Regions from separate parts of the Homo sapiens genome. Here regions 1 and 3 are each linked to region 2. Evidence: read pairs that join two places in POLR2A ChIA-PET (ENCODE). Cell type or tissue: HepG2. All regions are shown on one strand. Region 1 has its middle 92 kb from the start of LGSN. Region 2 has its middle 63 kb from the start of PTP4A1. Region 3 has its middle 110 kb from the start of LGSN.

Evidence for each region. Peaks named below come from ENCODE experiments on the same cell type or tissue, not always from the same donor. Only the 100,000 strongest peaks of a DNase experiment are listed, where the experiment ranks them.
Region 1: POLR2A ChIA-PET joins it to region 2 with 7 read pairs; 3 of 35 experiments call an interaction of 5 or more read pairs at or near these places.
Region 3: POLR2A ChIA-PET joins it to region 2 with 6 read pairs; 3 of 35 experiments call an interaction of 5 or more read pairs at or near these places.

Annotation. Positions count from the first base shown.
Region 1 is chr6:63,408,028-63,416,027 of GRCh38, reverse strand. It overlaps a transcript of LGSN not described here. Among named protein-coding and RNA genes, the nearest start is that of LGSN, 92 kb to the right of the region's middle. In HepG2, no CTCF peak of the experiment used is centred here; a DNase peak (open chromatin) is centred at 4,797; H3K4me3 peaks cover 936 bases.
Region 2 is chr6:63,505,878-63,513,877 of GRCh38, reverse strand. It overlaps a transcript of LGSN not described here. Among named protein-coding and RNA genes, the nearest start is that of PTP4A1, 63 kb to the left of the region's middle. In HepG2, a CTCF peak has its summit at 6,570 (motif pointing left); DNase peaks (open chromatin) are centred at 3,587, 4,026 and 6,576; H3K4me3 peaks cover 581 bases.
Region 3 is chr6:63,421,658-63,429,657 of GRCh38, reverse strand. It overlaps a transcript of LGSN not described here. Among named protein-coding and RNA genes, the nearest start is that of LGSN, 110 kb to the right of the region's middle. In HepG2, no CTCF peak of the experiment used is centred here; a DNase peak (open chromatin) is centred at 2,617.

The sequences.
Region 1 (8,000 bases), 98 kb after region 2:
TGGTCAGGAAAACAGGGAATAAGGACCTTTTGCTTCATTTTGGATGTTTTATTTTATTTAATCTATTAGATCAATGAATGGCCTCCTCCCAATGCATGCATTCTCCATGTATTTGATGGTATTAGATGTAAGAATAATAAATGCCCGGGTGAATCTAAAGAGAGTTCACATAACGCTACCTACTCAACATCTATGGGAGTACCGAATGAAAATGTGCAAAGTAAAATGCATCAACAATTTAGAACTTCATGAAGTAGCAAAGCATAATGATTGGAGAAGCTCTTTTGACTTTTAGGCAGTGGAAGTCGCTCTAGCTATCTCAAGAAATGAGGGTTGATATGGTTAGGCTTTCTGTCCCCACTCAAACCTCACCTTGAATTATAGTCCTCATAATCCCCATAATTCCCACGAGTCAAGGGAGAGACCAGGTAGAAATAATTGGATCATGAGGGCGCTTTCGCCCATGCCATTCTCATGATAGTGAGTTCTTATAAGATTTGATGGTTTTGTCAGGGGCTCTTTCCCCTTCCCTCGGCACTTCTCCTTTCTGCTGCCTTGTGAAGAAGGTGCCTTGCTTCCCCTTTGCCTTCCACTATAATTGTAAGTTTCCTAAGGCCTCTCCAGCCATGCTGAACTGTGAGTCAATTAAACTTTTTTCCTTTATAAATTACCCAGTCTTGGGCAGTTATTTTTATTTTTTATTTTTTGAAATGGAGTCTCCCTCTGTTTCCCAGGCTGAAGTACAGTGTCTCAATCTCAGCTCACCGCAAACTCCGCCTCAAGGGTTCAAGAGATTCTCCTACCTCAGCCTCCTGAGTAGCTGGGATTACAGGTGCATACTAGCATGCCTGGTTGTATTTTTATTACAGACAGGGTTTCAGGGTTTCTCCATGTTGCTCAGGCTGATCTCGAACTCCTGACCTCCTAGGTGATCCACCTGCCTCAGCCTCCCAAAGTGTTGGAATTACAGGCGCGTCCCACTGTGCCCTGTGGGCAGTTCTTTATAGCAGTATGAAAATGAACTAATTGAGGGGGATATTTTATTTTATTCTTTATTTTAAAAAGTCTCCATTTTTAAATTTTTAAAGTTTTCATTTTTAATTTAATTTTTTTTAAAGGGCGTCTGGCTCTGTTGCCCAAGCTGGAGTGTAGTGGCATAACCTTGGCTCACTGCAACCTCTGCCTCCCAGGCTCAAGCAATCCTTCCACCTCAGCCTCCTGAGTAGCTGGGACTACAGGCCCACACCACCACACAAGGCTAATTTTTGTATATTTTGTAGAAATGGGATTTGGCCATGTTGCCCAGGCTGGTCTTGAATTCCTGAGCTCAAGTGAACTGCCTCTGAAAGTGTTGGGATTACAGGCACGCGCCATCGCGCCCAGCACATTTTCTATTTTTTTAAAGCTTTATTAAGGTATAATTGATATATAAAAAGCTGCACATATTTAATATGTACAATTTTATTAGTTTGTGCATATGCAAACACTGGTAATAGCATTACCATAATCAAGGTAATAGACATAATCAACACCTCCTAAAGTTTCATTGTGTCCCTTTGGGTTTTTTTCTAAAGAATACATATCTACTCTCTTAAGAATTTTGAAGACTACAATATTATATACATTATGATGTATAGCACTTTTTCATCTAACAAAACTGAAACTTTATACTTATTGAACGACAGGTTCTCAAGGAAATGGGGGGATATTTTACAGATGTATGTGACAACAAAAATATCAAGGATCTCATAGGATTTCTTGAAAGAATAAAGACTAATATTTTTTTTTTGGCACCTCAGGTGCATCAGGCCCTGTGCCACATAGTTTATACCCAGCAGCCCATTTAGCTCTCCTGAAACAAAACAAAACAAAACAAAATTAAGACAGTATTATTATCTTCATGTCTTGAGGCTAAGATGTTGTGACTTGATCATAGTTATGAAGCAGAACATGGGAGAGGAAGTACAGTGTTTGTGATTCCAGTGGCCACTCTTCTCGACTGGCCCCCTATTAATTACAAGCCTTTAATAACAGCCACCAATACTGAATATATTGGTGAATATAATAATGAATCCTCTTGCCTCTAATATTCAAGATAGCCATGGTGATTTAGTTGAATATAAATGAATTATATATATACACATGAAAGCTAGTATATATTCTAACAATAATTACTAACTTTAAAGGATAATCGGAACTCTATTCTGTTTGCACTTACTATCTTATCCTATTAAGGCAAAATCATTTCAGATTATTAAATATGACATTAATGTAGAAATAATTTTATGGCATTTTACCTTTATATGAAGTAACTCAATTATTTGTAAAAAGAGGGATAATCATGTCACAACCTTTGTGCAATACATATAGTGGGTGGAAAATGACATTTTAGTTTTAATTAGGATAATTTGAGATTCCTGCTGAGAAGTTTGCCTAAGGTCACAGAACTACTCAGAGCTAGAAATACAGCACAGGAATCTCTATTTCTAGCCCAATGATCCACTTAGTTAAAACAGGGCTTATGCTATTCATAAAGCAATGTCATCAGTCACAAATCTGTTAAGTAAGAGAGGAGTAAAAATTAGATATTAGGAGAAACAACCATTTATGTAATAAATGTCAGCCAATCTTTCTTTTTAAATTAATTTCATAATATTGTGTATCCATTTCTTAGAAGAAAAGTTTTATAAATTTAGGAAAAGAATATAACTATTCTTGATTATCAGTTTCCTTGGTTGAAATGAAATTGCATTTAGAGTTCATTTTGTAAAGCTTCAATGGTGTCTCTAAAATTACATGTCAAATAATAATAGATTATTATTAATTATACAGATCTCCATGATAATCCATAACCTCTGTAATGTATGGTGTTGCTTTACATTTTATTAATATGAGTGTTCAACACTGGTAGTTTAATTCAGAAACTGTTTTTACTTTTTCAGGATTTGTATAATGGTTTATAGGGATTATGATACCCCATGTATTGTTCTCACCTTATTGACTTATTTTAGCACATGATTTTATGATCAATTTCTTCTTTCTAACTTGCCCTCATTTCTTTTCTTTTCTCTTTCTTTCCTTCTCTCTTCCTTTCTTCCTTCCTTCCTTTCTTCCTTCCTTTCTCTCTCTCTCTTTCTCTCCCTCTTTCTTTCTCTTTCTCTTACTCTCTCTCTCCCTTCCTTCCTTTCTTCCTTCCTTTCCTTTCCTTCCTTTCCTTCCTTCCTTCTTTCCTTTCTTTCCTTCCTTCCCTTCCTTCCTTTCTTTCTTTCTTTCTTTCTTTCTTTCTTTCTTTCTTTCTTTCTTTCTTTCCTTCCTTCCCTCTTTCTTTCTTTCTTTCTCTTTCTTTCTTTCTTCCTTTCCTTCCTTTCCTTCCCTTCCTTCCCTTCCTTCCCTTTCTTTCCCTTCTTTCCCTTTCCCTTTCTTTCCCTCTTTCTTTGCCTCTTTCTTTCCTTCCTTCCTTTCTTTCTTTCTTTCTTTCTTTCTTTCTTTCTTTCTTTCCTTCTTTCTTTCTTTCTTTCTTTCTTTCTTTCTTTCTTTCTTTCTTCTCTTTCTTCTCTCTCTTTTTCTTTCTTTCTTTCTTTCTTGCTTTCTTTCTTTCTTTCTTTCTTTCTTCTTTCTTTCTTTCTTTCCTTCTTTCATCTCTCTTTCTTTCTTTCCTTTCTTGATGGAGTCTTGCTCTGTTGCCCAGGCCAGAGTGCAGTGGGGCGATCTCAGTTCACTGCAACCTCCGCCTCCTGGGTTCAAGTGATTCTCCTGCCTCAGCTGCCTGAGTAGCTGGGATTACAGGCTTCTGCCACCATGTCCGGCTCATTTTTGTATTTTTAGAAGACACAGGGTTTTGCCGTGTTGGCCAGGCTGGTCTCGAACTCCTGACCTCAAGTGATCTGCCCACCTCAGCTTCCCAAAGTGCTGGGATTACAGGCGTAAGCCACTTTGCCCGACCTGCCCTCATTTCAAGTCTCTAAAAACAATCCTGAAAATTCACTATTTTAAGTTTTTCTCTTTACCTTTAGTATAAGAAGAAATAAAAACTCATTTTATTTCTACTTGTTTTGTTTGCTTACCCAGAAATATTTCTACATAAGATATTTTATTTTAGAGTTTTTAATTGCGAAATGTTCATTGAATACTTGCACATTTGATAGTGCTTAAGTATTTTAGCACAATTTTTTTTCTTTTTTGAGACAGGGTCTCACTCTGTCACCCAGGCTGGAGTGCAGGGGGACCATCATGACTCAGTGCAGCCCCAACCAACCTCAGCCTGGGCCCAAGGGATTCTTGTGCTTCAACATCCTGAGTAGCTGGGACTACAGGTGCACACCACCACATCCAGCTAATATTTTTTATTTTTTGTAGACTCAGAGTCTGACCATGTTGTCTTGGTTAGCTCAAACTCCTGGGCTCAAAGGATCCTCCCTTCTCGGCCTCCCAAAGTACTCGGATTACAGGTGTAGCCACCATGCCTGGCCTTAGCACAATATTAAGCACTTCATAAGGCCTCAATAAAAATTAATTTTATTATTATTACCATTAATAGTGTGAGCAGCGCAATAGAACTATAGATCAAGTCTCTGTCTTCAAGGACAGATCTTAAAATTCAGTAATGGAGGAGATATGGCATGTAGAAAGAAGATGACACACAAGCCAAGGCTATGTCCTAGTGTAACTTATCTCTGATGCCCTTGCCTACTTTCTCCTTACCTGCTATCCCCTTTACTTGATAACTAACAAAACCGAAAACTGAAAGTAACTGGGAGAATGTCTGCGTAAATGTTAGCTCACAGCGTAATTCCTGGTGCTTGGGAAAATTCCAAATCACGAATATAGACTTTGACCAAGAGATCTTTGGGACAGTCAATATTATTCTTTAGAGAGCTGGCAAAATTTCTAGTCAATTTTAGGAAGAGGCCCTTGGAGTATTTCTGGAGTCCTGAGGCTACTTTGGAGATGAGATGAACTGTAGTTGTGTGTCTGAGAAATAATCCTGATAAATTTAGGCACAATTTACATTTCCTACTAACTCAGTAGGTGTCTCTAAATATCCCCAAGAAATAGCCTGTACTGACATTTCTGGCCTAGCTTTATGCCAAACCTCGTTGCTTAGGAATTGGAAAAAAACTGGTTTTGACCTGAGGAAGTGGTATGTTTGGAGCATGAGGCAGCAACCATTTACCAGCATGTGGGGTCATTAAGATTTCATGAGCTTTTTCTGTGCTACTCAAGTCCACCAAAATTGTTTCAACACCTATTAAGTGCCCAATACCATACTAAATACTTGGTTAAAACACATGTCATAGGTTCTTGTCCTTGAATAGCTTAACAATTTCCAAGGAGCAGGTTTTAAACTGCGTTCATTGCACTTTATGGTTCCAAGAAAGAAGCCCCAGAGCCAATACTGGCTTTAGTGTAATTTTAGAATTGCACCTAGCACATAATAAATGCCCAAATTGTGTTAGCCTTGTGGGTTTATAGTTCAACTGAAAAACTTTTATTGGCTTTATACCATTGATATATATTTATATATTGATCTGAATAAGATTTTATTTGAAAAAAGTTTCTGCTGCTAAATAAAGTTTAAAAAACTAATGATCTCAGGTATCTCATTTCAGAGTCGTACTAAAAATTAATATAAACATTCCATAAAGACTTTACTCAATTTTATAATATTATAGAGTCCCACTTTTGATTAAATGAATGTCTACAAAAAGTCAAAACATTTTGACTAATATGTACACTTTACTGAGTTTAGAATGGACCAATTATAGATAATAGGAAACAAGACTTATAGCCACAAACATTATGAAACTTTGTATGTGTCAAACCTGTACCCGTTTTTGTGAACATTATAAAGGATAACATGTATTGAGTGCCAGGTACTATTCTAAATCATTTTAAATATTTTATGTCATATCTTCATAGCCATATTAAGAGACAGGTACTATTTTATAGATGAGGTAATACCTTATTATTTTATTTTATTTTAATTTTTTTGAGATGGAGTCTTGCTCTTTTGCCCAGGCTGAAGTGCAGTAGCACTATCTTGGCTCACTGCAACCTCCGCCTCCTGTGTTCAAGCAGTTCTTCCTGCCTCAGCCTCCCGAATAGCTGGGATTACAGGCACCCACCACCATGCCCGGCTAATTTTTCTATTTTTAGTAGAGATGAGGTTTCGCCATGTTGGCCAGGCTGGTCTTGAACTCCTGACCTCAAGTGATCTGCCCATCTCGGCCTTCCAAAGTGCTGGGATTACAGGTGTGAGCTGCCACACCCGGCTGAGGTAATAACTAAAGACTAGAAATATTTAACATGACCCAAATCATGTAGCAAAAAAGTCTGTTTGTATAAAAACACAAGGCCATCTGAGCTATTAAGTATTATTATCCCAATTTTATAAATGCAGAAACTGAGATCTGAAATATCAGAATTTTTGTCTTAAATTATACAGCTATTAACTGTCAGAGCTGAAATTTAAAATAAGGTCATCTGACCCCAAATCTGGTATTTAAGGACTACCATAATGGTTAGAAATAGTTAAAACTTAGCAAAATATAAATTGGTTGTTTGTAACAATTGTGTAAAGTGAATACTTGATCAAGAAGTTTAGATATATGTAAAAATTTCTTAAAATACTTGATCAAGAAGTTTAGATATATGTAAAACTATCTTAAAAAGCCTGAATAGACTGACTAGATTACATTTTGTGGTTATTAATATATCTAAAGAAAGATTACATTAATCTAAAGAAACACTTAACATCTTTGTTGAGATATATCCCTAAGTGTTTCATGTATTTATGACATTACAAAAAATATTTTTGGCTGGGTGTGGTGGCTCACACCTATAATCTCAGTGCTTTGGGAGACTAAGGCAGGAATATCACTTGAGGGCAGAAATCTGAGATGAGCATGGTTAACACAGCATGATCCTGTCTCTACAAAATATTTTAAAAAGTAGCTGGGCGTGATGGTGTGCACCTACAGTCCTAGTTACTTGGGAGGCTGAGGCAGGAGGATCACTTGAGCCCAGAAGTTCGAGGCTGCAATGAGCTATAATTGCACTACTGCACTCCAGCCTGGGCAATAGAGTAAGACTCCATCTCAAAGAAAAACAAAGATATTTAAAAATACTTAATCCTGATTATTTACTGCTAGTATATAGAAATACTTTTTTTTGATGGGGTTGTTTGTTTTTTTCTTGTAAATTTGTTGGAGTTCATTGTAGATTCTGGATATTAGCCCTTTGTCAGATAAGTAGGTTGCGAAAATTTTCTCCCATTTTGTAGGTTGCCTGTTCACTCTGATGGTAGTTTCTTTTGCTGTGCAGAAGCTCTTTAGTTTAATTAGATCCCATTTGTCACTTTTGGCTTTTGTTGCCATTGCTTTTGGTGTTTTAGACATGAAGTCCTTGCCCATGCCTATGTCCTGATTGGTAATGCCTAGGTTTTCTTCTAGGGTTTTTATGGTTTTAGGTCTAACGTTTAAGTCTTTAATCCATCTTGAATTAATTTTTGTATAAGGTGTAAGGAAGGGATCCAGTTTCAGCTTTCTACATATGGCTAGCCAGTTTTCCCAGCACCATTTATTAAATAGGGAATCCTTTCCCCATTGCTTGTTTTTCTCAGGTTTGTCAAAGATCAGATAGTTGTAGATATGTGGCGTTATTTCTGAGGGCTCTGTTCTGTTCCATTGATCTATATCTCTGTTTTGGTACCAGTACCATGCTGTTTTGGTTACTGTAGCCTTGTAGTATAGTTTGAAGTCAGGTAGTGTTATGCCTCCAGCTTTGTTCTTTTGGCTTAGGATTGACTTGGCGATGTGGGCTCTTTTTTGGTTCCATATGAACTTTAAAGTAGTTTTTTCCAATTCTGCAAAGAAAGTCATGGGTAGCTTGATGAGGATGGCATTGAATCTATAAATTACCTTGTGCAGTATGGCCATTTTCATGATATTGATTCTTCCTACCCATGAGCATGGAATGTTCTTCCATTTCCTTGTATCCTC
Region 2 (8,000 bases):
GTGCAATGGTAGGATCTCAGCTCACGGACACCTCTGCCTCCTAGGTTTAAGCAATTCTCCTGCCTCAGCCCCGCGAGCAGCTGGGATTACAGGCACCCGCCTCCACACCCAGCTAATTTTTGTATTTTTAGTAGAGACGGGGTTTCACCATCTTGGTCAGGCTGGTCTCCAATTCCTGACCTCAGATGATCCACCTGCCTTGGCCTCTCAAAGTGCTGGGATTACAGGTGTGAGCTACCACACCTGGCCAATTGCTTTTCTAGTTGAATGTGCAAAAACAACATTAAGAACCACTACAAATTCCTCACACATAATTTTAAAACTAGAGTATGAAAAGTACTCCTAATTTATTATTACTTTTCCAAGAAGTGGCCAGAGAATTAATTCCAGGAAAAGGGGACTACGGCAAACATTGTAATTGGGTAACCATTATCCATGGCTCCCCTTATAAAAAAAAAAATCCCCATTTTATCTGGGGCAGCAGTGTGTGTGGCTCCATAACACTTTGTTGGATAATTACCTTCCTAGACTCCTTTGCTTTTGAGAAGACCAGTGTGGCACACAATCCTGCCAATGAGATTTCATGGCAATCTGCATAGGAGGCTTCTGGAGGTTTTTAAATCTTTGCAAAAGGGACAATAATAAGAAAAAAGTGTCCTTTACCATTTCTTTCTCGTTTGAAAGTAGATGAGGTATTTAGAACTATGACAGCTATGGAACAATGAAGTGAAAAGAATAAAGACAAAAGTCAGCACGTTAAGGACCCAGAGAAGAAAGAACCTGGACTCTTGGTTATATTTCAGAGGAGATGGACTAGGGATTGCCTCCCTCTAAATTTCTCTGGGCAAACACTGAATGTCCCTATGGTTTGGCCACTTTTAATTTCCTATTCTGTCAGTTGCTGCTGAAAGCATTCCCAATACAAATACGTATCTGTCTTGTTCTCTGCTTTAGTACGGAGAACAGTGCCCAACGTGTAATAAGTGATCAAAGAATGTTTGCTGAAAGAATAGAGTGAGTGGATTTTAGATCAGATTCTAAGCATCATACCAAAACTTGTGGGTAGTAAAGTTGTTGTATTTATTTTACACTGAATTTTTAGTTTGAGTATAATTTCCCTGAAACTATTTGCCTTACACTGCTTTTTCCATACTAACAAAATCTCAGATATGTTTATCCTTCAACATGTTATCTGAGGGAAGATAGACCCCTCTGCAGTCTCATAAAAGCCTATCTTAATTGATCTAAGCTAATCATGGTAGTCTCATACCCTTTGCACAATGAATGACTTATGCCTGGGTATGAGAGGCAACTGTGGCCAACGGAGCTAATTCTGTGGGGACTTCAGGAAAAATATTCCCCATTAAATAAAAAGTGGGGCATGGAAGATAATGATTCTAGGTCTTCATGTGATGTCAAGATATGCCCCAGCCACTTTGCAGCAATGAAGGATAAGGCTTGAGGACTAAGCCACCACGCAAAGAATGAGAGCATGAGGCTGGCTCCATGGCTCATGCCTGTAATCCCAGCACTTTGGGAGGCCGAGGCAGGTAGATCACTTAAGGCCAGGAGTTCCAGACCAGCCTGGTCAACATGGCAAAACCCTGCCTCTAATAAAAATACAAAAACTAGCTGGCAGCTGTGGCACATGCCTGTAATCCCAGCTACTCGGGAGGCTGAGGCAGGAGAATCGCTTGAACCCAGGAGGCAGAGGTTGCGGTGAGCCGAGATCACACCACTGCACTCCAGCCTGGGCAACAGAGCAAGACTTTGTCTCAAAAAGAAAAAAAAAAAGAACATGGAGCGAAGGAAAGAACTTGAGTCCTTAATGACGACTGAGCCAGTCCAGGAGCAGAACTACCTCCATACTTCTTGCCATATAGTAAAATAAGTATCCTTACAGTTTCACCACTTTTAATTTTTTCAATCTGCATCTGCTTGCTAGGGAATTATTAATTTTTTTAATTACTTGCAGCCAAGAACATCATAAATAGTATGTGGATTTAAACTGTCTTTCAAATGTGTACACATAAGTAGTAACAAATCCCAATGTGTATTTTTCATCATCTTCAGATTTGGAGAGTCATTTTCTCAGTAAGAAGCATAAGAAAAATTACACAGTAAAAATATTTTCCAATTTTGATTCTGAGGGACAATTCAAAACCATAAAATAATAAGCTCTGTTTCAGAAAAAATTTTAATACGTTAGATTTGGGGGTCTATAATCCAAAACATCTAGGTAAACTATAAACTGTCAAAATTTTAAAAATGCCCAGGTAATGATTTCAAATTCTCAAAGCTACATTTTAAGAATTCACTTGAGGCTGGGTGCGGTGGCTCATGCCTGTAATCCCAGCACTTTGGGAGGCCAAGGTGGGTGGATCACCTGAGGTCAGGAGTTCAAGACCAGCCTAACCAGCATGGTGAAACCCTGTCTCTACTAATGAAGTACAAAAATTAGCTGGGCGTGGTGGTGCATGCCTGTAATCCCAGCTACTCCGGAGGCTGAGGCAGAAGAATCGCTTGAACATAGGAGGCGGAGGTTTCAGTGAGCTGAGATTGCACCACTGCACTTCAGCCTGGGCTACAAGAGTGAAACTCCATCTCAAAAAAAAAAAAAAAAAAAAAAAAGAAATCTATTTACTTGTATAAGCTTGACCTAGAGTAGGGATCAGGATTTGTAGGGCTTCCATTGGGCTCATCTTATCATCTTATAGATATAGCGTGTTGCAGGAAGAGGTGGGAATGTAGAACCAGGCACTTGTGTTAAGTGCCCTGATTGTTACTCCTAGAGTAATAGGTGCCATGAGCATAGCACCATTGATCTCCTTATTCTACCAAGCACATTTTATTGCCATCATTAGCTTATCTGTCTAGCTGCTCCTCTAAATAATTCGCATCTTGACCGGGAGCGGTGGCTCATGCCTGTAATTCCAGCACTTTGAGAGGCAGAGGCAGGATGATCACCTGAGGTCAAGAGTTTAAGACCAGCCCTGGCCAACATAGTGAAATCCTGTCTCCACTGAAAATACAAAAATTAGCCAGGTATGGTGACATGCGCCTGTTGTCCCAGCTACTCAGGAGGCTGAGGCAGGAGAATCACTTGAATCCAGGAGGCAGAGGTTACAGTGAGCCGAGATTGTGTCACTGCACTCCAGCCTGGGTGACAGAGCGAGACTCTGTCTCAACAAAAAAAAAAAAAAAAAAAAAAAAAAAATTCGCTTCTTGAAGGAAGAGAACATGTTTTGCTTATTTCTGTATTCCTGACACTGAAGATGGTGCCTGGCACATAATAGATATTGAACGAAAGTGGGGAGAAGAGATTAACTCTGGGGGAATAGAATAAGGGGAAAAAAATCTAAATATTAAATACTGAGGAGTTATGACTTGAAGTGTTTAAAAAACTAAAAAAAAAAAAAAAAAAAGAAAGGTAGTCAAACCATAGAAAGATTAAGTGGTAACTAGAACTTACAAGGGTTAGTTTAACTTTTATGTTTTTTTTCCTTCTCCCTGGGAAAGTACCTTTGGGATCATGTGGTGTTTGTGCAAATCGCTTGGGTCTACACAGCACAGAGTGGGGCTAAAGTGCAGATGAGGTGGAACTAAGAAACAGCCTGTCCAAACAAGCATGATTTAGAGCAGTTGCCTCATATACTGGACCACTTTTTTAGTACTGAAGGCGGCAATGACATACTTTATGGCAGTCACAAGCTGCTTTTAGTATGTTAAATGAATGAATACAGGCAGTTCTTCTGGAAACTCAAGGGTTTGTTGTTGTTTCTTTCTATCTTTAAAAAATTCAAAAATAAACTTGCCCCAATATTAATTTTAACCGAAGCTTTATTAGATGGTTACATTTATAAATTTACACTTCATTTGTGATAGTCCTTAATTATAATTATCACATACTCATGTTTTGAAAAGTTAGTGAAACTTTCCCTAAAGAGCAGGGCTTTCTGTTCTACCTCCATACAAGGCACTATCAGTGTGGGAGGAAGGGCAAAACACTGTGCTAAACCTGGCCCCATCCCAGGTCTGCGACTAACCCGGGGCCTTGGCCAAGTCAGCTAGCCTATCTACTGTTTAGTTTCTGCATTTGTAAAACAGAGGCATGTGTGAAGACAATCTCTTATGATTTCCCCTAGCTCTAAAATTTTACTGTTATAACGTATTAAATGCCTATGTTTATAGGAACTGAAACGGTTAAGGTTTAATATTTACTCTATAAGCTAGGTTTATCACTTCATCCTTTATAACGAAATTTTCATCTTACACATTATTATATCATACATTTAAGAAACTATGGCAGCTATATAAAATAATACAAAAACTAAAAGGTATAATTAATATTTGATATATTTATTTTAATGTCGATTTCTACAAATATACAACATGCGCACACCTAATTGAGATTATACTGCATAGAGAGCTTTGTATCCTCGATTTCATTGAATTTTGTATTGTGAACATTTTCCCATTTTATTAAAAAAAATCCTTAAAAAATAGTATTTTTGGCCAGGCGTGGTGGCTCATGCCTGTAATCCTAGCACTTTGAGAGGCCAAGGCAGGCGGATCACCTGAGGTCAGGAGTTCGAGACCAGCCTGGCCAACATGGTGAAACCCTGTCTCTACTAAAACTGCAAAAATTAGCCAGAAGTGGTGGTGTGCGCCTGTAATCCCAGCTACTCAGGAGGCTGAACCTCAAGAATCGCTTGAACCTAGGGGGTGGAGGTTGCAGTGAGCTGAGATCGTGCCAGTGTACTCCAGCCTGGGCAACAGAGCGAGACTGACTCAAAAAAAAAAAGAAAATTTTTTTCCTTTATTACAAAATTTTATATTGTTAAATATAATATGAATACAAATAAACTATATAAATAATTATTATAAGGTGAACACCTGTAACTATCACCTCACTCAGTCACCCCAGAAATACTCTTTTTTTTTTTTTTTTCTTTTTTGAGACAGAGTTTTGCTCTTGTTGCCCAGGCTGGAGTGCAATGGCCCAATCTCGGCTCACTGCAACCTCCACCTCCTGGGTTCAAGCGATTCTCCTGCCTCAGCCTCCTGAGTAGCTGGGATTACAGGCATGCACCACCACGCCCGCCTAATTTTTTTGTTTTTTTAGTAGAGGCAGGATTTCGCCAAGTTGGTCAGGCTGGTCTCGAACTCCTGACCTCACATGATCCACCTGCCTCGGCCTCCCAAAATGCTGGGATTATAGGCGTGAGCCACCGTGCCCAGCCAGAAATACTCTTATAACATAACCATCTCCCTCCCTACTGAAGTGAATTACCCTAATGACTTTTAATCATTTATTTTTCTTTATAGTTTTGCTATGGTGTGTGCATCCCTATACATTATCATTTAGTGTTTCCTAAGAGTATAATTTTTAATGTATGTTTATTATTCTACTATATAAAGATACATAAATTCATACAACTTTTTAGCTTATTTTTTGGTGGTTTTAAAAAATTTTATTTTTTGGCTAGGTATCTGTTTACATAATGCAAAATTTTAAATGTTCAAAAGGGAAGGCAATCAAAAGTCTTACTACTACTTTGTTCTTCAGCCATCTGGCTATCTCTATAACCAGTTTTTAGGAAGTTGTTTTTGAGGAAAATGAGCCTAAGAATGGTATTGATATTTTTTCAGCTTTAATGTCCTAAACTAACCTCCTAAGTAGGTACAAAAATATAATTCTTAGAAAAGCATTCAAAAAGTTGATTTTTCTTTTATATGAAGTTGGCATAATTTCTGGAGTAAGATATGTGATTTTACTCTTGAACTAGTTAAATGTGTAACATTGAACAGTTAACCATGAATTGGTTGTGAAATAACCAAAGAAGGAAAATTAGGATCCAACTAGGTATAAATAGTGTGGTGGTATTTTACTTTGCTTGACTATGGAGCTGAGAGACCCAAGTTGCTTTTTTTTGTCTCTTGGGCATGATGGAAAACTCAACAGTTTCTTATGTTTTTGCTCTAGTAGATCAATAATGTCATGAAGATAACATGTTATACAAAAATGCATAATTCAGTTTGCATTAATGACAGAACTACCATCAACCTGTCTGAACAGTATACCATTTTTATGAAGCAGGGTTCTTTGGCTGTAAGAAACAAAAACAGGCTCTGCTTAACCTAAATAAAGGAAATTTACTGGGATAATTCAGGTACTCATTGTTTGGCAGAAAGGATGAAGAATCAGGCTTTGAAATGAACAGAGCCAATACAACTTATGAGGTCCAGGAACTGCTGATAACAAGAATGGTCTCATATGAAAACTGGCTTTGGATATTTTACTGGATTCTAATAGAAACTGTTCCTGATTGTGGAACACCAGGTGACTATGCAACTAGATCTACTCATCAGGATGTTATCAGATACAGTAAGTGATAAGTTTGGATGGGTGTATCATTAGACTTATGATATAAATGAAACATATGCATCCAGCTTGACCATATTCAAAAGGTATGAATGAATTATATGCACATGTATCTCAAACTTTCAGGTCATCTGTCTCTGTAGCACCAATAACCCTCCCTTAACTCACACTTGGGCCTCATGAAGGGAGGGGAGTAAGTGCCCCCTTCTGACTAAGTGATGGAATAAGAAATAACTTGGCCCAGTTTACACATGAATTCTCACAGTACATTAGCGATAGTGGAAAGTAAATTGCCACCACATTATAGTTCCACTCAAGGACGGAGGGACAGTTGTGAAAAGAAATCCTCTCTCCAGGCAGGCAATGTTATGAGTAGTGCGAATGGTCATTCACTTGGTATGGAGAGAGAAATGTACTTTGTATAGATACATGGGGACCCTGGGGAAGGTGGGAATGTCTTGGCTGGTTTGTCGGGGTAAGGCATCCTCATATTGGCTCTCCCATCTTCCCTTCCTCATTCTTCTACTCCCTCACTCCTGCTTCCCTGGGATTGCAGGGATACTAGTAAGATAGTGTCACGTGAACTTTTGTCTCAGGCTCTGTTTTGAGGGAAATCAACTTCTCTGAGATGTTCAGTGAGATATTTGTGGGCAAACCAGACTCCCTAACCAAATTACACATGCTTTACCAGAGCAACAATATATGTTCAGTGGTAGCTCAAGCTGTTTTTATGACCATTTTTCTTATTTTGGGAAGAAAATGAAGAGAAGCTTGTTCAAATTATTTTTGATAACTTTCATGTATGCCCGTTCTCTTAAAATCCTTCTACTAGGTTAACCATTTATAAAATAACTGGGTTAGCAATCAGAGATAGAAACCTGTTTGTGAACAGAATGAATAAGGAAATTGTGTCATCAACAAAACAAGAAGAGCTGGGCACAGTGGCTCATGCCTGTAATCCCAGCACTTTGGGAGGCCAAGGAGGGTGGATCACGAGGTCAGGAGTTCGAGACCAGCCTGGCCAACACAGTGAAACCTCGTCTCTGCTAAAAACACAAAAAATTAGCCGGGCGTGGTGGTGGGCACCTGTAATCCCAGCTACTTGGGAGGCTGAGGCAGGAGAATCACTTGAACCTGGGAGGTGGAGGTTGCAGAGATCCGAGATCCCACCATTGCACTCCAGCCTGGGTGACAGTGCGAGACTTGTCTCAAACAACAACAACAACAACAACAACAACACCACCACCACCAACAACAACAAGAAGAACTTATCTCCTTTCCATGAGAAAAATCAATATGTAATCAAAATTTTTATTTTATTTAAAACTACCCAAAAGATTGAATTTGACTTTTTCTAGATACCATTCACTATGTCAAAAACCTAAGCAAAGAATGTAAATAACTTTCAAAGTATTTCTTCCACTCTACTCCTGATGAGTCTAAAGTTAAACAACTGAAAACTGCCTCCCTCAGTTTAACATTTGGCACATCTCTTTTTAAGGACTTCGAAGATACCCTGTGTCCCATTACAAATAAAATATGACGGCTGGGCGCAGTGGCTCATGCCTGTAATCCCAGCACTTTGGGAGGATGAGGTGGACGGTCAGGAGTTTGA
Region 3 (8,000 bases), 84 kb after region 2:
TTCAAGCGATTCTCCTGCCTCAGCTGCCTGAGTAGCTGGAATTACAGGCGCCCGCGACCACACTCGGCTAATTTTTGTGATTTTAGTAGAGATGGGGTTTCACCGTGCTGGCCAGGCTCGTCTCGAACTCCTGACCTCAAGTGATTTGCCTGCCTCAGCCTCCCAAAGTGCTGGGATTACAGGCGTGAGCCACCACACCTGGCCCAGATTTCTTGATTTTTAAGAAATGTTTGAGTCTGTATACTTTCGGCTGGTCCAATTCATATATAATATAGCATAGTTCTTTCATAGATTTTGTTTATATTTGTTCTGAGGAGATACAATAAAATCTCTTATTAAAAAATAGCCAAAATAGTGAGAGGAAAGGATTTTATCAATGAAGGAAGTAAAAATATGGCATCTGGGTTCATATAGTCCCAATATTTAAAAAAGTGAGACTTACATCCAAATACCTTATTGTTACTAATTTTGTCACACTTTTCCCACTTGTAATACCTGCTTGTTAATTGTCTTCAGTTAGACTGCAGACTTTGTGCTAATGGGACCATGCTTTTCTCTGACTGCTTAACTGCTGAAGCCTCATGTAATGTCTAGCAAAGACTTGGTTTTGAGGTCAAGAATTTGCTGTAATTTTTTCTTTTTAAGAGATGGGGTCTTGCTATGCTGCCCAGGCTGGCCTCAAACTCCTGGGTAGCTCAGGAATACCTCAGCCTCCTGAGTAGCTGGGACTATAGGTGTGCACCACCATGCCCAGCTGCTATAATTTTCTTAATGAACAATTTTCTCCATCATAGTTTCTTAGAGAAAATTTCATCTTATGAGAGCTGAAACATCAGGGATCCTGACTTCTCTATGAGCCATGAATCTTTGAGGACATTTCTTTGGATGTGAATGAAGAAATGGGAGCACCTAATTTGCAAGCTAGTTCTGGGTCACAAGATTGTCTATCTAGAAGTTGTTGTGAAGGCTGTGCTGGAATGTCCTGCTCATTTAAAAGAATTATGCCTGGTCGGGTGCGGTGGCTCATGCCTGTTATCCCAACATGTTGGGAGGCCAAGGCGGGTGGATCACTTGAGGTCAGGAGTTCGAGACCAGCCTGGTCAACATGGTGAAACCCCGTCTCTACTAAAAATACAAAATTAGCTGGGCATGGTGGTGCACGTCTGTAGTCCCAGCTACTCGGGAGGCTGAGGCAGGAGAGTTGCTTGAACCTAGGAGGCGGAGGTTGCTGTGAGCCAAGATCGCGCCATGGCACTCCAGCCTGGGTGACAGAGTGAGACCCCATCTCAAAAATAAATAAATAAATAATAAATAATTATGCCTGTATTCATTCATTTGTCCAGTTCTGAAAATAAATACCTTATATTCCAGCCACAAAACTAAAAGTAGCTTTACTTAAATAAGGAGGAGGATGCAAACTGGAACACAAGCAGCATTTTAGTAGGGAAGAAGGTAGGTTGGGGAACCTGCTTTATTGTGCAAACGTTTTATTTTTATGAGGTGTTATTAATAGTAGTGTTTGGTTAGAAGAAAATAAACACCTACAGCAACTGGAATGTTGCTCTCAGCATGAGGAAAATCACAAATATAGCTGTTTTATTTTTAATGACAATTTACTTTTGTGATAAAAACAGCGTAATTTAATTATATATTGAATTAAAATAATTATGCTAGATTTATTGTGTTATTTTTTTGAATACTGGGATATATAGATAATTAGGTGCCTATTAATAGATTTTTTTTTAAATCAATAACTTGAAGAAAATGGGTTTCTAGTGTTGGCTACAATTTTATGTAAACTGATTATCTTAGATTGATTCTTAGATGTGAGCAGAGTTTTGAGGGAGCCAGAGTATATTTAACATTTTGGTAATTTGATTATGATAATAGTTCTCTGGTCACAAGAAGACAGCGTCCCTGTTCATAATCTTATTTTAACTAAACTACCCACAAGGAGAAAACAGATTTATAATAATTTAGTCACCATAAAACCTCTGAATTGCTGGGAAAAGGCTTAGAGAGTATAAACTGAAGAGAACTGATTTGACTGGCAAACTACTGTGAACTATTTTTATGCTGTGTATTTGTTTTCCAAACATTTCAAATTAGCACATTAAAAAATTGAGAATCTGTACTGAGACACTTTATATTGTGAGGGCAGATCAGGAATAGCCTATTTTTTCTCCTATAATCTGCCTCGGCTTATATTTTTAGTTTTCCAGCACCTGAGTAAGGAAAAATACGAGTTTGAGGTATAGCAATGACCATGATGTTTATTATCTCGGGTGGAAAAAGTAACTATGAAAAAGAGGGAGGCCGGGCATGGGGGCTTATGCCTGTAATCCCAGCACTTTGGGAGGACGATGTGGGTGGATCACCTGAGGTCAAGAGTTCAAGACCAGCCTGGCCAACATGGTGTAACCCCATCTCTACTAAAAATACAAAATTAGCCAGGTGTGGTGGCACATGGCTGTACTCCCAGCTACTTGGGAGGCTGAGGCAGGAGAATTGCTGAACCTGGGAGGTGGTGGTTGCAGTGAGCCGAGATTGCGCCATTGTACTCCTGGGTAACAAGAACAGAAACTCTGTCTCAGGAGAAAAAAAAAAAAAAAGGGAAAGGTCTGTAAATTTCCGGGTGTCAGTCATTAGTTAATTATTTATTTGATTGTCCTGAATTGCCATATGAATATAAAAGGACATTAGTTGTGTCCAAGATATCAAGGATGAAAAGACAGGACACATTGATTTTATGAGCTGTTTTATGCCACAGTCATTCAGAATGTCAAGAAAATAGTTTGTTCTTGACATACACTTAATAAAGGAAAATTTAAAACCAATACCTGGGCCAAGTGTGGTGGCTCACACCTGTAATCCCAGTGCTTTAGGAGGCCAAGGCAGGTTGATTACTTGAGGCTAAGAGTTCAAGACCAGCCTGGCCAACATGGCAAAATCCTGTCTCTACTGAAATACAAAAATTAGCCAGGCATATTGGCACCACACCTGTAGTCCCAGTTACTCAGGAGGCTGAGACATGAGAATTACTTGAACCTGGGAGGTGGAGGTTGCAGTGAGCTGGGATTGTGCCATTGCACTCTAGCCTGGGCAACAGAGCGAGACTCTGTCTCAAAAATAAATAAATAAATAAATAAATAAATCTAAATAACTTTATGCAGCCTACAGTTACCTGGGTTACACTCAGGCACAAGGAAAAATGGCAAACACTTCGTTTGTGTGTGTATATGAAGTTGGTAGAGGGCGGGAAGTAGTTGAGGGTTGCATAGTTCTAATATCAATTTTATAGCATCTCTTTAGACTATAATTGCGTTTATGGAGTTTAGCAACTCCCAGTTGGATCAGCTTAAATTTAATTTATATTAGAATTGCAGAATTCCAAAGGGAAAAGCAAATCTCTAAGGATCATAAAACTTGGATGCTAGGAAGTTAATATCTTTTATGAAATACAGTGTGAAACAACCACCACTCTTCATAATTTGGAAAAATGTGTGCTATCACAGTCAATGACCTGAAGGCACTGCCACCTTTTCAAGTATTTTCTTATCATGTCAAGTTTCTGAGAATTGTGGTCCTTTCCCTTGCATTAAAAAAAAAGTTTTTAAATTCCATTTTTAATATTGAGTAATTTTAGATTTACCTGCAGTTGTAAGGAATAATACAGAGACAGATCTTGTGTACCCTTTACCGAGTTTCCTCCAATGGTAGTGCCTTGCAAAACTATAATATAACTGAGTATATACACATATATAATATAACTATTTATATAATACAACTGAGATATTGGAATTAATATAGTCAAGATACAGTATATTTCTTTTTATTGTTTTTATTTTTATACAGGTGGGGTCTCACTATGTTGCCCAGGCTTGTCTTGAATTTTTGGACTGAAGCAATCCTCCTGCCCCAGCCTCCCAAAGTGCTGGGTTTACAGCCATCAGCCACCCACCAAGATCCAGTATATTTCTGTCACCACCAGGATCTCTTGTGTTGCCTTTTATGTATACCTACTTCCCTTCTCCCTTCCCCCGCTCCCTAACTTCGACAACTGATTTATTCTCCATTTCTATAGTTTTTTCATTTCAAGAATGTTATATGAATGGAATCAGTATGTAACCTTTTGGGATTAGCTTTTTTCCCCACTAAGTAGTATTATCTGGAGATTCATTTAAGTTGTGGCATGTATGAATGTCCAGTCTTTTTTTTATTTCAGAGTAGTATTCCATGGCATGAACTTACCAAAATTTGTTTAATCCATTCACCCAGTGAAAGGTAGCTGGATTGTTTCCAGATTTTAGCTATAATGAATTAAAGCTGCTATAAGCATTCATGTACAGGTTTTTGCATGAACATTGGTCTTTATGTCTTTGGGATAAGTGCCTAGGGATACAGTTGCTGGGTTGTACAGTAGTTGCATGTTTAGCTTTTTAAGAAACTGTCAAACTGCTTCTGCAGAGACTACCATTTAACATTCTCAATAGCCTTCTGTGAGTGATACAGTTTCTCCATATTCTTGCTGGCATTTAGTGTCACCATTTTTCATTGTAGCCATTCTGATAGGTATGTAGTGATATCTCATTGTGCTTTAATCCGTAATTCCCTGATTGGTAATCATGTTGAACATCTTTCCATGTGCTTATAGCCATCAGTAGAATGTCTTATGTCTTTTATCCATTCTGGAATTGAATTGTTTATTTTTCTACTGGTGAATTTTTTTTCTTTTTCTTTTTTTATGGAGATAGGGTCTAACTCTTTTGCCCAGGCTGGAGTGCAGTGGCACATCACAGCTCACTGCAGCCTTGAACTCCTGCACTCAAGAGATCCTCCCACCTCAGCCTCCTAAACAACTAGGACTACAGGCACGCAGCACCATGCCTGACTAATTTTTAAACTTTTTGTAGAGATGGGTTTCACTATATTGCCTAGGGTGGTCTTCAACTCATGGCCTCAAGAAATCCTCATTCCAAAGTTCTGGAATTACAAGTGTGAGCCACTGTGCCTGGCTTTTACTGGTGAATTTTGAGAGCTCTTTTTATATTCTAGTTATTAGTCCTTTCTTGGATATGTATTCTGCAAGTACTGGTTTATAGATTTCACTGTTTTGTATGTGTGTGTGTGTGTGTGTGTGTGTGTGTGTCTGGTTTTGGTTTCAGGACAATACTAGCATTATAAAATAAACTGGGAAGGGTTCCTTACTCTTTGATTTTCTGGAAGATATTGTGTAGAATCAGTGTAAATTCTTCTTGAAATATTTGGTAGAATTCTCCAGTGAAAATATCTAGGCCTGGAGATTTCTTTTATGAGAGTCTTAAAATTATGAATTCAATTTCCTTAATGGTTATAGGGAGACTCAAGTGATCCTTTTCATATTGGATGAGTTTTGGTAGTTTATTTATTTTATTTTATTTTTGAGGAATTTATTCATTTTATCTAGATTTCAAATTTATATGTATACAGTTGTTTGTAGTGCTCCCTATTATAGTTTTGATGTCTGTAGTGATATCCCCTATTTCTGATATTGGTAATATGTGCCTTCTTTCTTATTTTCTTTGTCAGTATTGCTAGAATTTTACTCAGTTTTTCTTTCTTTCTTTCGTTTTGCTTTTGAGACAGAGTTTTGCTCTGTTGCCCAGGCTGCAGTGTAGTGGCATGATCTTGGCTCACTGCAACCTCCGCCTCCCAGGTTCAAGTGATTCTCCTGCCTCGGCTTCCTAAGTAGCTGGGATTACAGGCATGCGCCACCATGCCCGGCTAATTTTTTTGTATTTTTAGTAGAGATGGGGTTTCACCACGTTGGCCAGGATGGTCTCGAACTCCTAACATCAAATGATCTGCCTGACTCGGCCCCCCAAAGTGTTGGGATTATAGGCGTGAGCCATCATGCCTGGTCAGTTCTATCAGTTTTTTTCTTCAAGTATTTTGCCACTTTGTTGTTTGATATATGCACATTTGGGATTATTTCTTCTTGGTGGATTACTTTTTTATTATTACATAATTTATTTTTATTTTATTTTTTACTCTTTATACAGGGTCTCGCTTTGTCACCCAGAATGGAGTACAGTGGTGCAATCTTGGTTGACTGCAACCTCTGCCTCTGGGGTTCAGGTGATCCTCCCACCTCAGCCTCCTGTGTAGCTAGGACTACATGCTTAGCTATTTTTTTTTTTTTTTTGGTAGAGACAGAGTTTTGCCATGTGCATAGGCACATCTTGAACTCCTGGACTCATGAAATCTGCCTGCCTCCTGCAGTGCTGGGAGTTTACAGGCATGAGCCACTTTGCCCAGATTATTATTATTTTTTTGAGACATGGTCTCACTCTGTCACCCAGGCTGGAGTGCAGTGACACAATCGCAGGTCACTGCTGTTCGGCCTCCTGGCTGGAGCAATCCCCTCACCTCAGCCTACTGAGTAGCTGGGTCTACGGATTGGCACCACTGCTCCTGGCTCATTTTTTATTTTTTGTAGAGACAGGATCTCATTGTGTTGCTCAAGCTGGTCTTCAACTCCTAAAATCAAGTAATCCTCCCATCTTGACCTCCCAAAGTGTTGGGATTACAGAAGTGAGCCACTGTACCTGATTGAAGCCTACTTTAAGTGATATTAGTTTAGCCACTCTTCTTTTGATTAATGCTAGCATGCTATTTTTTCTATCATTTTACTTTCAAACTATTTATTCTTATAAATAGGATATAGTTGGCTTATGTTTTCTTAATCCACTATGCCAATCTCTGTCTTTTAATTGGGGTATTTAAACCAATTACATTTAATAGAACTATTGATACATTAGGAGTGAAGTCTGCCATTTTGTTTTTTGATTTTCTGTTTGTACTTTCTGTTTTTTGTGTCTCTATTTTTCTTTTCCCTGTCTTCCTGGGGGTTACTTGAACAATTTTTAGAATTGTATTTTGATTATCTATAGTATTTATTTCTTATTTTTATTTCTAAGTTTTACTTTTCTGTATATATAGTATTTTCGTGTGTATCTCTTTGTATAGACATTTGAGGGAAAGGTAATATGTTATATATACATAACTTATCTCAGTCTACTAATGTCATCATGCAAATTGTTTACTCCTATAGGTAAATGGGTATCTCTTTTTTTAACAGAATTTATTTTTTAGATAATTTATAGGTTCATAGCAAAATTGAGCAGAAAGCACAGAGTTTTCATATAACCCATTCTCATATATACTGCATATATACAGCCTACCCACTATCAACACTGGACATTAGAATGGTATATTTTGTTACATCTCTTACTGTTTTAAGATTTTTTTGGGGGACCAGGCACAGTGGCTTACATCTGTAATCCCAGCAATTTGGGAGGTCGAGGTGGGCAGGTAACCTGAGGTCAGGAGTTTGAGACCAGCCTGGCCAACATGGTGAAACCCTGTCTCTACTAAAAATACAAAAATTAGCCATGTGTGGTGGCACATGCCTATAGTCCCAACTTCTAGGGAGGTTGAGGTGGGAGGATCGCTTGAACCCGGGAGGTAGAGGTTGCAGTGAGCTGAGATCACGCCACTGAACTCCAGCCTGGGCGACAGACAGAGCAAGACCCTGTCTCAACAAAACAACAAAAAATTTTTTTGGTCTTTCATTTGCAGAAATTTGACTATTATATGTATCTTCCTGTGGGTTTCTTTGGGTTTGTACCATTTGGGTTTCACTCAGCTTCTTGAATTTGTATGTTCATATCTTTTTTGTCAAAGTTGGGAAGTTTTCAGCTATATTTATTTCTTCAACTACTTTTTCATTCATGCCCTCTTTTTTCTTTCCCTCCAGAACTGTGAGGACAAGAATGTTAGAACTTTTTTTATAGTCTCACAGTTCCCTAAGGACTTGTTCATTTTCTTCCCTATTTTCTCTCTATTGTTCATATTGAATAATTTCTTTCTTTTTTTTTCTTTCTTTTTTTGAGACGGAGTCTCACTCTGTCGCCAGGCTGGGGTGCAGTGGCTCAATCTTGGCTCATTGCAACCTCCGC